2 separate regions of the Homo sapiens genome follow, and region 2 is linked to region 1. The links are chromatin loops, found by intact Hi-C in ENCODE. Cell type or tissue: prostate gland. All regions are shown on one strand. Each heading gives the region's core, and the rest is flanking DNA. Links, peaks and the distances in the headings are about the cores only.

Region 1 (5,381 bases), core at 155-5,154:
AAAGGTCTTATCTCCAGATACAGTCACATTGGGAGTTTAGGCTTCAACATATGAATTCATTTCATAGGACCAACCAAGGAAGGAATTTAATCATGATGTCATAAAAGGCTGCCAACATTCAATATGCCTCTCTAGTAAACCTAGCAAAGGCCTTTGCCATCCTTGCTCCATCTGGGAGCCCCTTAGAGTAATTTTGCTACATTTTCTTAAGGCTGCCATGACCAAGCCAGGTCTCTGTAGAGCCTGCCTAGTGGATACTGTATTCAAGTCTGAGAGGGGGAGTTCAAAGTCCTCAGCAGCTTCCTGCAGAAGACAGCACTGTGAAAGATTGGAGATGCACGGCTCTTCCTGGGCGCAGGAAGAGTGCTGTCCTGAAAGCTGGGCCTTCCTGTGTCCTTCCATTCCCCTGTAAGACCTTAGGCAATTCGCTCCCCTTCTAGAGGCCATGTTTAAAATGAGGGTGGCGAATTGATGATTTCTGAGAGCCTCCCACTACTCTTGCTTTACCTATGTCTAGAGAAAAGTAGATTCAGAGAGACAAAAGTAAACTGCTTAAGATTTAGGCCAAGAAAGAATTCTGACTTCTTTGCTAACTGTCGAGAACCCTTGGGCAAATGGTTTAATCTCTGAATTTCTCCGTCTGGAGATGGCGGTTATAATAATTACCTCCTTCAGGGATTTCCAGCATCACTGTGATAGACTGATTGTTTTAGGGCCCTGATTCTTCACCCTTCTCTGTGCCCATGAACTTTGCCTGTGACTTTGTAAGTCCTCCTGCTGTGAAGAGAGAGAGTCTTTCTCCCTGCTGTGGGTGGAATGTTTGCCTTCTCCCAAAACGTATATGCTGAAACCTAAACACCAACATGATGGTATTAGAAGATGGGGCCTTTGGGAGATGATTAGGTCATGAGTAATCCCATGAATGGGATTACTACCCTTTTGAAAAAAGGCCCCAGAGAACTGCCTTGCCCATTTCGCCACATGAAGACACAGTGAGAAGGCAACATCTACGAACAAAGAAGCGGGTCCTCACTAGACACCAAATCTGTCTGCACACCTTGATCTTGGACTTCCCAATCTCCAAATCTCTGAGAAATAAATTTTTGTTGTTTATAAGCTACCTAGTCTATGGAATTTTGTTAGAGCAGCCTGCGTGAACTCTGTGATTCAGAGTTCGGCCATGTCACTTGCTTTGGCCAGTGAGATGTTAACAAATGTGACACAAGCAGAAATTTGAGAAAGTGCTTACAGACTGGGTTTGCTTACTTTTGCACTCTGCCATGGCCATGAGAACATGCCTCAGCTAGCCTGCTGGAGGGTGAGAAACACACAGAATGGAGCCAATATGCCCTAGTTGTCCCAGACGAGGCCAGCAAAGATCACCCAGCAGCCAACACATCCCCAACACATAAAGAGCTCTGCCAAGGCCAAGAGGACCTCCCACCTGACTCATCAGACCAACAAGCTAAAAAGACTGATTTTTTTAAGTCACCGAGTTTGGGATGGTTTGTTGCACAGTATTATTTTGGCAATTAATAACTGACACAATCATAAAATGACACACAACAGGTACTCAATAAGTGTTTATTTCCTGCATCATCTCCCCACCCCAGACCTTCAAGTGCAAACTTAGTTCTTACAACGATAGTTGGGAGACATAAATTGTGGTCCTGGTGCATTTTAAGCTTCAATCTCATTGTTACTCCTGCTTCAGATTGATTACAGACGCTGACTGCTCAATTTTGATTAAATACTAAATCATAAGCTGCTTACAAAATGCCTGCAAAAAGCTGACATTTATGAAGTCCAATAAACTACTTGTAAGAACAGGAGTGCTAGATTGGGAGAAAAAAATAAAATCTTCATCCAAACAAACATCGGTTGACAGCAGACAGATGGTCAGAATCCCTTACTTGTAAACTGGAAAAATTAAGATTTGGCAAGAGTTGTCTGAAAAGAACTAGCAAACATCAAAGTTTCCCCTTTCAATGCTGGTGTTTTTCTGGGCCTGACTTCAATATTTTCACAGGCTACTGCACGGAAAAGGTGTTGCAGGCCTCCGCGTTGCTGGCAAGGAAAGGCTAAGAAATACCAGCAACGATTTATAGGAAGCAAGGTTGCCAACATTCCAAAGAGTGAGCGTTTAAAAGCCAGCAACTGCACATTCCCATAAATCCCCATAACTCAGCATCAGGCCTTCCCCTTAATCTGCTGAGGTGTGAGGGAAGGGAAGGTGGAATTTTCTAACTCGATTTTCCACTTGGATCAGCTTTCACAGGGGTGACTGTTGAGTTAATCTTTCAGGGGCCGCAGAAGTCTTAATAGTAATGGAATCCACCCTTAAAAGCAGAGGGCCGGGCTCTCCTTATGTTTGTTAAATGAAGTAATAAGAGTGCTAAGAGGGGCTTTGGCTCTGGCAACAAGCCCCATAGCTTCAGGAGAGGCAAAGGCTTTGACTGTCCTGGTTCTCATTTTTCCCTGACTTCTCGGTGACCTTAGAAGTGTTCAGAGAGTGAGTTTGTGCAGATGAGGTGAGCTTGTGTAGTTATCTGGCTATGTACAGAGTATGCCAAGGATTGGCAAGCTGGCATGGCTCCAAACATGGCCCTCGTGCACCCCTTGGGAGCATTGCTTCTGCTGCTTTGATTGCTCGGGACTCACACAAGCCCATGACTTTACAAATGACAGAACTTGGGGGCCTGCAGTGTTCCACACTGGACAGATCATGGTCTTTAGGCTTGGGAACCAGACCTAGCCATCTTTGTCTCCTCTTGGCTGCACGGGCGAGGTCCTGAGCCTCGGTTCTCCATCCTCCAAATGGAAATCATGTCTGCCTCACCTGGTTATTGAAGAGGGTGGTGACATAGACAGAACCTAGAGGAGACAAACTCATAAGCAGGTCATTGCAATATATAGTGGGTGTAATGATAAAGATATGCCTGAGACATTATGGGAACACAAAGGACATCTGGCCCAGTCTGGGGCTGGGTTGGGGTTTACAGGGAAGCCTTTCCAGAAGAAGTGACACCTGGACTGAGTCTTAAAAGTTGAATAGGAGTTAACTGACAAAAAGGATAGAGATGAGCCTTCCAGGAAGAGAAGACCAAGTGAGCAAATTGTTGTCAATCGGTTTCTGTTTGGATACCCCCAGTGATGGCCTGTTGACAAGCCCATTGCAGCTAAGACAGCTCAGACTATTAGAAAATTCATTTATAAAGAGGAAAGTCTCACTGTGGTCCTAGTCCCCACACAGGGAATATATTGAAGCCAGCTCTTGTGTCTTTACTTCTCCTTGCAAGAGGGTCCCGGCCTAGCAGGCATTGCTCATGCATCAGAGTGAAGTCCTACACCACACAGGCTTCTTACCTGAATCCTAACCCAACATTCCAAGAGAACAGGGGTCAAAGCCCTGAAAATGCCCAATGGGCTCATTTGGTAAATGAGTAACCTTGGAATTGGAGCTGGATTTCAGAGTGAAGGATCTAGCTCATGCTGCAGGATTCGCTCAGGATAGAGGGTCTGGCCCAGCTCTGCCTCCAAGGGTCCATCAGAACTGTAGTCTCAAGTCCTGATTGACAAACAGAGATATGGAGAAAGCCATAGCTCAATCTACCCTCAGGGAGTAGTGAGTAGGGCAGGTGTGTCCAGAGTCAATACACAACATGATTTAGAAGCAGACCTGGCACACAGTCAGGGCTCTGCAGGTGTTTGCTGGTGTTATTATTACCTCTCAGAGGTGGAGTAGGTAAACCTGTGTGACCTAAAGGGCCCAGCCCTAGACTGTCTCCCCCACCTGCCTGGCACAAGCCTGAAATTCACTAGGACTTGTCCCTTTGTACAACACAAATAATAGATATTCCTGACAGAGCTAACTCTGTGCCTCAGATCCCTCCTCTAGACAATGGAAGCAATAGTACTGTAGACAATGGAAGCAATAGTCCTCTAGACAATGGAAGCAATAGTACAATGGAAGCAACAGTACTTCACTTACAGTACTTAACTCCGATGACAATTAAATGAGCTAATCAATATAAAAGCACTCAGAACAACATCTGGCATGTAGCACCACATACATGTTTGTTAAGATGATGATGATGGTGATGACTATTCATTATTCCAGGTACTCAGTAAATGTGTGTAGCAAAAAAGAAAAATAACAGAAGTGTGTGATAGCTCAGAGGGAGACCTATGGTTATTTACTATGTACATGAAAAACCCAGTAAAATATCACTCTATTAAAAGACCAAGTGTGTTCTCACCTCCCACAATTCATGACTTAGTTCCAACTTGCTGGTCACTGGAATCAGCTGCCTCTTCTTTGCCTCCCCTGGGAGTTGCCAAAAGCAGTGAAAGGAAAGAGCTCTGTGCTTGCTGCCAGGAGACTTCTGTTTGAGTCCCTGTCCCATCCCAGTTCTCCAAGCTCTGCCCCTCCCAGGGCCTCAGCGGCCTCCTGTGTAAAGTGACAACTGGTGGCTATGGCCACAATAATATTTAAACACTTACATACTGCAATTCCCCTTCCGAATCCCTCAGTAACGTCTCCTAATTAATCACCTAGTATACTGCATTCTAAATTAATTAAATTAAAAGTAATTAAATCCAGGAAATTGAAATTAGTCTAATTAGATTAGAGGCACATCCAGTGATGGTGGTGAGGGGTGCCACATAAATTGGCCAATTTTGGTGCAGAAAAGATAGACTTAGATTATATACAGGCTGTTCAGAGGGAGAGGCAAGCCTTACAAAGAATAAGTCCAGGTGGGCAGAATAATGATATGGATGATAATAACAATGGTAAACACAAATAACAGGTTCTACCTTCATCAGGGCTTTCCTGGGCGGAGCCATACTATTGAATCCCCACAAAACCCCTCCAAAGTAGGTGCTGTTGTTATCCCTGCTTGAAAGATGGGAAAACAGAGGCTGTAGGGTATGGAGGATCATGATAGAAACCCACATGGTCTGACTCCTGAGGCCCCTCCAGCCCTCTCCAGCCAGCCTCCTGGATCTTTATGTAGAACTGATCGCCTGCATGGAAAGTGGTGGGTGGTGACCCCCACACCTATCATCCAGTATGGTCTGGTGATGTCAAGAGCGGCTGACTTTTATCTTCCTATGATGCATACACGATGGATGATGTTCACAGACATGCCACACTCAAGCATGGTTCTGGCCAGACATGGTGATCAAGAACTGTGAGGTGTCTGAGATGACTTTACCCTGCTTGGAGGCTAGCAGAAGACACAAGACTCCTGGGTCAGAGATCAAAGATTTCATGACTCACAGAAGTAGCAGGATCCAGAAGCAGTGCTTTTTTGCATTGGCTCCCTAAGCTCCAAATCTTACAGAGCAGCATAGGAAGGGCCACAAGGCTCCTGCAC
Region 2 (5,381 bases), core at 123-5,122, 500 kb before region 1:
GCATCATTGGTTGAGAAACCTCACCCAGCAGGCTAGTCCCTCGCCCTGTCTACACCCCAACCTTCCCCATCCTTCCTCTCTGAAAATAATTACAAACAATTTCAAATTCTGCATGAAAAGTGTTTGTTTCTACCTAGATGTTTGACCTGACTATAAATAGAGTATAATTTTGTTTTAGACATTGAAATTAGAGAACCAAAAGCATTCTATTATGTTAGTAACCATAAGCAAGAAAGCCAGGGGGAGAAAGAGCTGTTGATAAGCGTGGGTTTGAGTCAAAGAGGCTGGGTTTCAAATTCCAGCCTTGCTATTTCTGAGCTGTATGAATGCAGGCAAGCCACTAGGTTTCCTGTTCTATAAATTGGGGATAGTGTCACCTGCCTCTGAGAACTGTTAGAGATTAAAGAGATGTTGCTTGTAAAGCCCTAGGCACAGTGTCTGCTTCATGGTAAGCCCTCAGCACAGAGAATCACACTCGTTGGGGCAGAAAGCTGGGGTCCATCCGAGGTCGCATTCCACATCTGACTTTGGGCCAGTCATTCCCTTCCTCTGGTCCTTGGTTTCTCTACTGATCAAACAGTTGGGAGGGATGGCTCTGTGTCTTTTCTGTGTCTAAATGTCTATGAGGAAATGTTTCTCTCACTTATTTAGACCCGGGAAATATGCAGCAGAGAGAGCAAGTGCATTGCGCAGAGGCAGGCGGCCCATGTTCAAGTCCTGACTTCATCGCTTCTAGCAGCGTGGTCTTGAGGAAATCACTTAACTTTTCTTAGCATTCGTTGCCTCATCTATAAATAAAGACAATCACAACTATGTAACCTTTATAAATTCAGGGCCCCATGTGGTCCAGTCCAATTCTGCAGCCAAAAATAATTGAGAAGGAATTCCATTTTTACTAGAAACTCTCAAATTATACACAATAACTTTCCCCCGCAAAATCGCTTTCTTCACTCCCCAATCCTCTTGCCATCTCCCCAGTTGCTCTGAAACATCTCACACAGTGTGATCATGAAGTGCTCCCCGCAGTGCCATGTGCACAGGACTCTTCTCCTCCCCTTCCCTACCCCTCCCTCCACTTTAGGAGAAGGTTGGAGGAGGTAAGCTCAGAGGGTATATTCAGAATTCTCTATTGGAAGAAGGTAGAGCAGCTTACTATGTGAATATTCCCAAGTAAATGAGGAAATCAGTTTCATCCTGTCACTCCTAAGCATCTGCAGGGAGGGTGAAATTAGATTATTTATATTAAGCAGTCAGCCCAGTGTCTGACACATAGGAAGTGCTTGAGATACAAGAGTCATCATTAATAGTTGTTGTGAACCTGCTAGTTCACTCAGACCCATTCCACACCGCCACCCTTCCCACCATCACTTCCCCCATCTGTCTATCTCTCTCTGTGCTAGCAGGTTCTCCAGAGAAACAGAACCAGTAGGATGTATAGAGATATACAAAATGAGATTTATGATGAGGGATCAGCTCATGTGACTAGGGAGGCTGAGTCCCTCAGTCTGCTGTCAGCAAGCTGGAGGCCAAGAAAAGCCAGTGAAGTAATTCAATCTCAGTCCAAAGGCCTAAGAAGGGAACCAGTGGGGTAAGTCCCAGTTTGAGTCCTAAGCCTGAGAATTGTGGGGCTGATGCTGTTGGTCCTAGACTGAGTCTGAGGGCCTGAGGACCCGGAGCACCGTTGTATGAGGGCAGGAGGAAAGGAATGTCCCAGAGAGCAAATTCGCCCCTCCTCTGCTTCTTGTTGTAAACAGGTTCTCAGAGGCCCTCATGATGCCCACTTGCATTGGTGAGGGCAATCATGTTTACTCAGTCTATGGATTCCAGTGCTAATCTCTTCCAGACACCCTCATAGACACACCCAGCAATCATGTTTTACCAGCTATCTGGGCATCTCTTGGTCTGGTCAAGTTGATACATAAAATCGACTGTGGCAACCTCCTTCCTGTCACTGAGCTCCATCCCGCTCACAAGTCATATCCCATGCTGTGCCTGGAATGTCCTCCAGCAGTTCCAACTCCTCCACCAGCCCTTCCTGTCTCCCAGGAAGGGAAGTGTTTCTGGTCCTGGCACACACATCCTTGGGTGTCTGAACATGTCCTTCTAGTAATGCCAAGCTGCCTCTCCCCTTCACAAAAGGCCCTCCCACTACTGTGGGCACATAAACAAACACGCTGGTTGGCTCATCAGTGTCGCAGGGGGCCCCGAGGTAGCTGCTGGTGATTCGGAGTGGATGAGTCCCCCCATCTCGGAGTGCAGCCCATAGGAAGACCAGGGCTGAGTCTCCATGGATCATCTGGTCCTAGTCGAGGAATGTGTGAGAAAGGAGCACCAGGCCTGGAGTGGGGCTCAGAGAGGAACACAAGAGAAGCCAAGGACCTTAGCATGCTGTGAGGAAGGCAGAGCCTCTGAGAAGCGGTGGCATTGTACAATGGGCACTGAAAAGCATAAGATTCACTGAGTATTGAGAGAACCATCTCAACCTCATTTAAGGCAAAAGAGTGAAGTTGAACTTTGTGCTTTCCATTTTGTCTATTTTCCCACCCCAGCTCAAGACCAGGCCTTCCTAGCGGCTCTCTTTCACCTTCTATCAAACTTTGACCTTAAAAACCTTCATGTCCCCACACGTGGCATAAATGACCAAGAATAGAGCATGATGTAAACCCACCTCCCATTCAAGGGCACATGAGTATCCTAACCAGGCCCAAAGCCTTACAAAATCAATGATGTGCTAATGGGGAAACGCCAAGCTTCACCTGCAGACAAGAGAAGTATTGGGGGTTGGGGCATGGAGAGGCCTTCTCAGACCCAGAAATTCCTCTTTGTAGGGAAGCCAACCAGTTCATGCTGCATAAAGCCAGGTCTTGTTGAGGATGTTAACATTGATGGCAAGTGGTTGAAAATAATGTTTAACAGGAGGAAATACTTTTAATCCCTTCTGGCAGGAAAATAAAACCCCAAAAATGCACTTTTTCAGCTGGGTCCATGGTCACTGTTGATGTCCACATGGGAAATTAGTGGTATGTGTGAAAATAACTAGCAGGCTTGGGGGACCTGACAACCCACATGTCACCAGTGAGATGAGGACATCCAGACCCCAAATGAGGCCATAGAAACAGCATCCATGGTGAGAGAGCAGAGAGCCCACTAAACTCTGGGATGCTCAGGGCCCACAGTGAAATGCCATCATGAGGAAGAACAGGGAGCCTGGCCAAGAAGTTCCAAATTCCTGTTACAGAAGGATTCATGGAAGGGCTCCAAGGAATCTGTCCAGGAGAAGAAAAGACTTGTGGCCTTTGATGAGCGATGAAGCTTGAGGAAGGAGGATAGAGAGTTCTGTTAAGGAGTTGACAGAGGTATGAGGTTTGAGTATTTGCAAAGCCCTCAAGCAGACTGACAGCTGGAAGTCACAGGGACACGTGTTTCAGTGAGGACACAGGTTTCCACAGGAAGAACTCTCTAACAGCCAGAGCTGCCCAGAACAGGAAGACTTACTGGATATCTACTTGGAGAGGGCAGACTAGCAGGAAGGGGAGCTCTGGGCATTGGACAGTTGGGTGAATGTATAGATGGGTAGGTGGAAGGATGGATGTACAGATGAACGGATGTATGAATGGATAGATAGACAAGCAGATGTATGTATGTATATATGGACAGTTGAACAAATGTATGGACACATGGATGAACAAGTATCAGTGAACGGGTGGATGGAGGGACACACAGGTAGATGTATGTAAGGATGGATGGATGATGAGCGGATGCCCTCAGAGCTGCCCTCCTATTCTGAGAATCCACAAATATCTCATAACTGGGGCAAGGAATACCCATTCTTTGGGATTTCACAGATCAGTAAAATATAGGGGACTGGCATAAAGTTACCAGCTTTTAACTCTGTCAAGTTAAGAACATCAGTGTAACAACCAGCATCTATTGAAAAAGATGAAACAGACTAGAATGGAATAAAGAGCAGTCTTTCCCAAGCAAGAATCATTGAAACCTCCCTTCTCTCTCTCCCTGTCTCTCTCTCCATTCACACCCACACACACATATATATACACACACACACGTATATATCTGTGACATTAATTTTACGTTAATATTATATATTATATTGTCTTCATTTTTCTTATTTAATAAACCCAGATTTGAGTGCATAATAATATATGCATTAGTGATTTATGCATACATTATTTGTGATTTTCAAATACATTTCCTGAGCCACAGACCATCATGTGTAAAAAGGGATGAATTTATACCAGTGGTCAAAAATGTCATGGCCTTGGAGACCAGGCAGACAACATAAGTAAAGCAGGTGGAGCATGGGGATTGTGGGGCAGTGAGGAGCAGTGGAAGCCACATTCACCTGACATCTTCAGTTCCACTCACTGTCACCACGCAGGACAGCAAACTGCACGTTGCTGGCTAGATTTTCAGATCTATCAGGAGAAGCTGGAAATATACATTTTATGGGGAATGTCTTGATTTCAAAATGTCTTCATTAATTTTTTTAAATTGCCCTGTGTGCAGGCCAACATTGTTTAGCCGAGCAAAACGCACACACACACACACACACACACACACCTGTGGGTCGGGTTTGGGCCGTGTGCCATGGCTTTGCATAGAGTTTGCAAACTCATAGCACCTGGGCCAAACCCAACCCGCAGGTGTGTGTGTGTGTGTTTGGAGTTGGGATGGGAAGGAGGATGGAGTTGGGATGGGAAGTCATGGGAAAAGGTACTAAAAAGAACAAGCAAAGAGCTTCTCTGGTTACTACTGGGGTGAGTGGGCACCAAAGAGGGCCACCAGATTCCTCCTGCTACTAATGGTTTCTCTGCAGTCTATTTCCAGAAGAGCTGTAATCGGGTTCCCAACAACCTATGATTTACATCCCGGCCGGTGTAAAAGATATTGTGCGGAGTCTTCCGAGTGTGCTCTGTGTGTTTGTATAAATCTCCCTACTCAAAATATCTCCCACAGTTGACTGACAGCCCATGTAATTTAGCAGAAGGCTAAAAATTAAAATCTTCGAGCCTGCTGAGGGAGTGAAAGAATACAGTAACACTACGGTGCCGCCCCCTCGCCCAGGCCCAGGCTCGGCAGATGCCAGGGCTGTTCATTTTGGAGACGGAACAAAATATTTGTATTTAGATTTATTAAGTCATTATTCCACCATTTGTTCCAATGCGCTTTATTAAAACCAGATCTCATCTCTGTTTTGAAAGTATTACCTGATTTACATAAGCCGATCCCAGCCCTAATTATGGCTTCCTTTGGTGTCTTTTCATTCCGGGGGAGGCTTGCTCTCCCCCTCCTGTTTTTTGTCGCCTGCCTTTATGGCCCATATGTCTGCCTTGAGATAGCAAGCATCTTCAGCCTATAAA

Evidence for each region. A loop is a pair of places that touch in the nucleus more often than their neighbours do. Peaks named below come from ENCODE experiments on the same cell type or tissue, not always from the same donor. Only the 100,000 strongest peaks of a DNase experiment are listed, where the experiment ranks them.
Region 2: a loop joins it to region 1, with 2.2 times the contacts of the local background. A loop is called at or near these places in 1 of 110 quality-filtered maps.

What each region holds. Positions count from the first base shown.
Region 1 is chr15:69,700,402-69,705,782 of GRCh38, reverse strand. No RefSeq gene overlaps it. Among named protein-coding and RNA genes, the nearest start is that of PCAT29, 110 kb to the right of the region's middle. In prostate gland, for the core only: no CTCF peak of the experiment used is centred there; DNase peaks (open chromatin) are centred at 1,342 and 2,072.
Region 2 is chr15:70,200,808-70,206,188 of GRCh38, reverse strand. No RefSeq gene overlaps it. Among named protein-coding and RNA genes, the nearest start is that of TLE3, 110 kb to the right of the region's middle. In prostate gland, for the core only: no CTCF peak of the experiment used is centred there; DNase peaks (open chromatin) are centred at 2,047 and 4,605.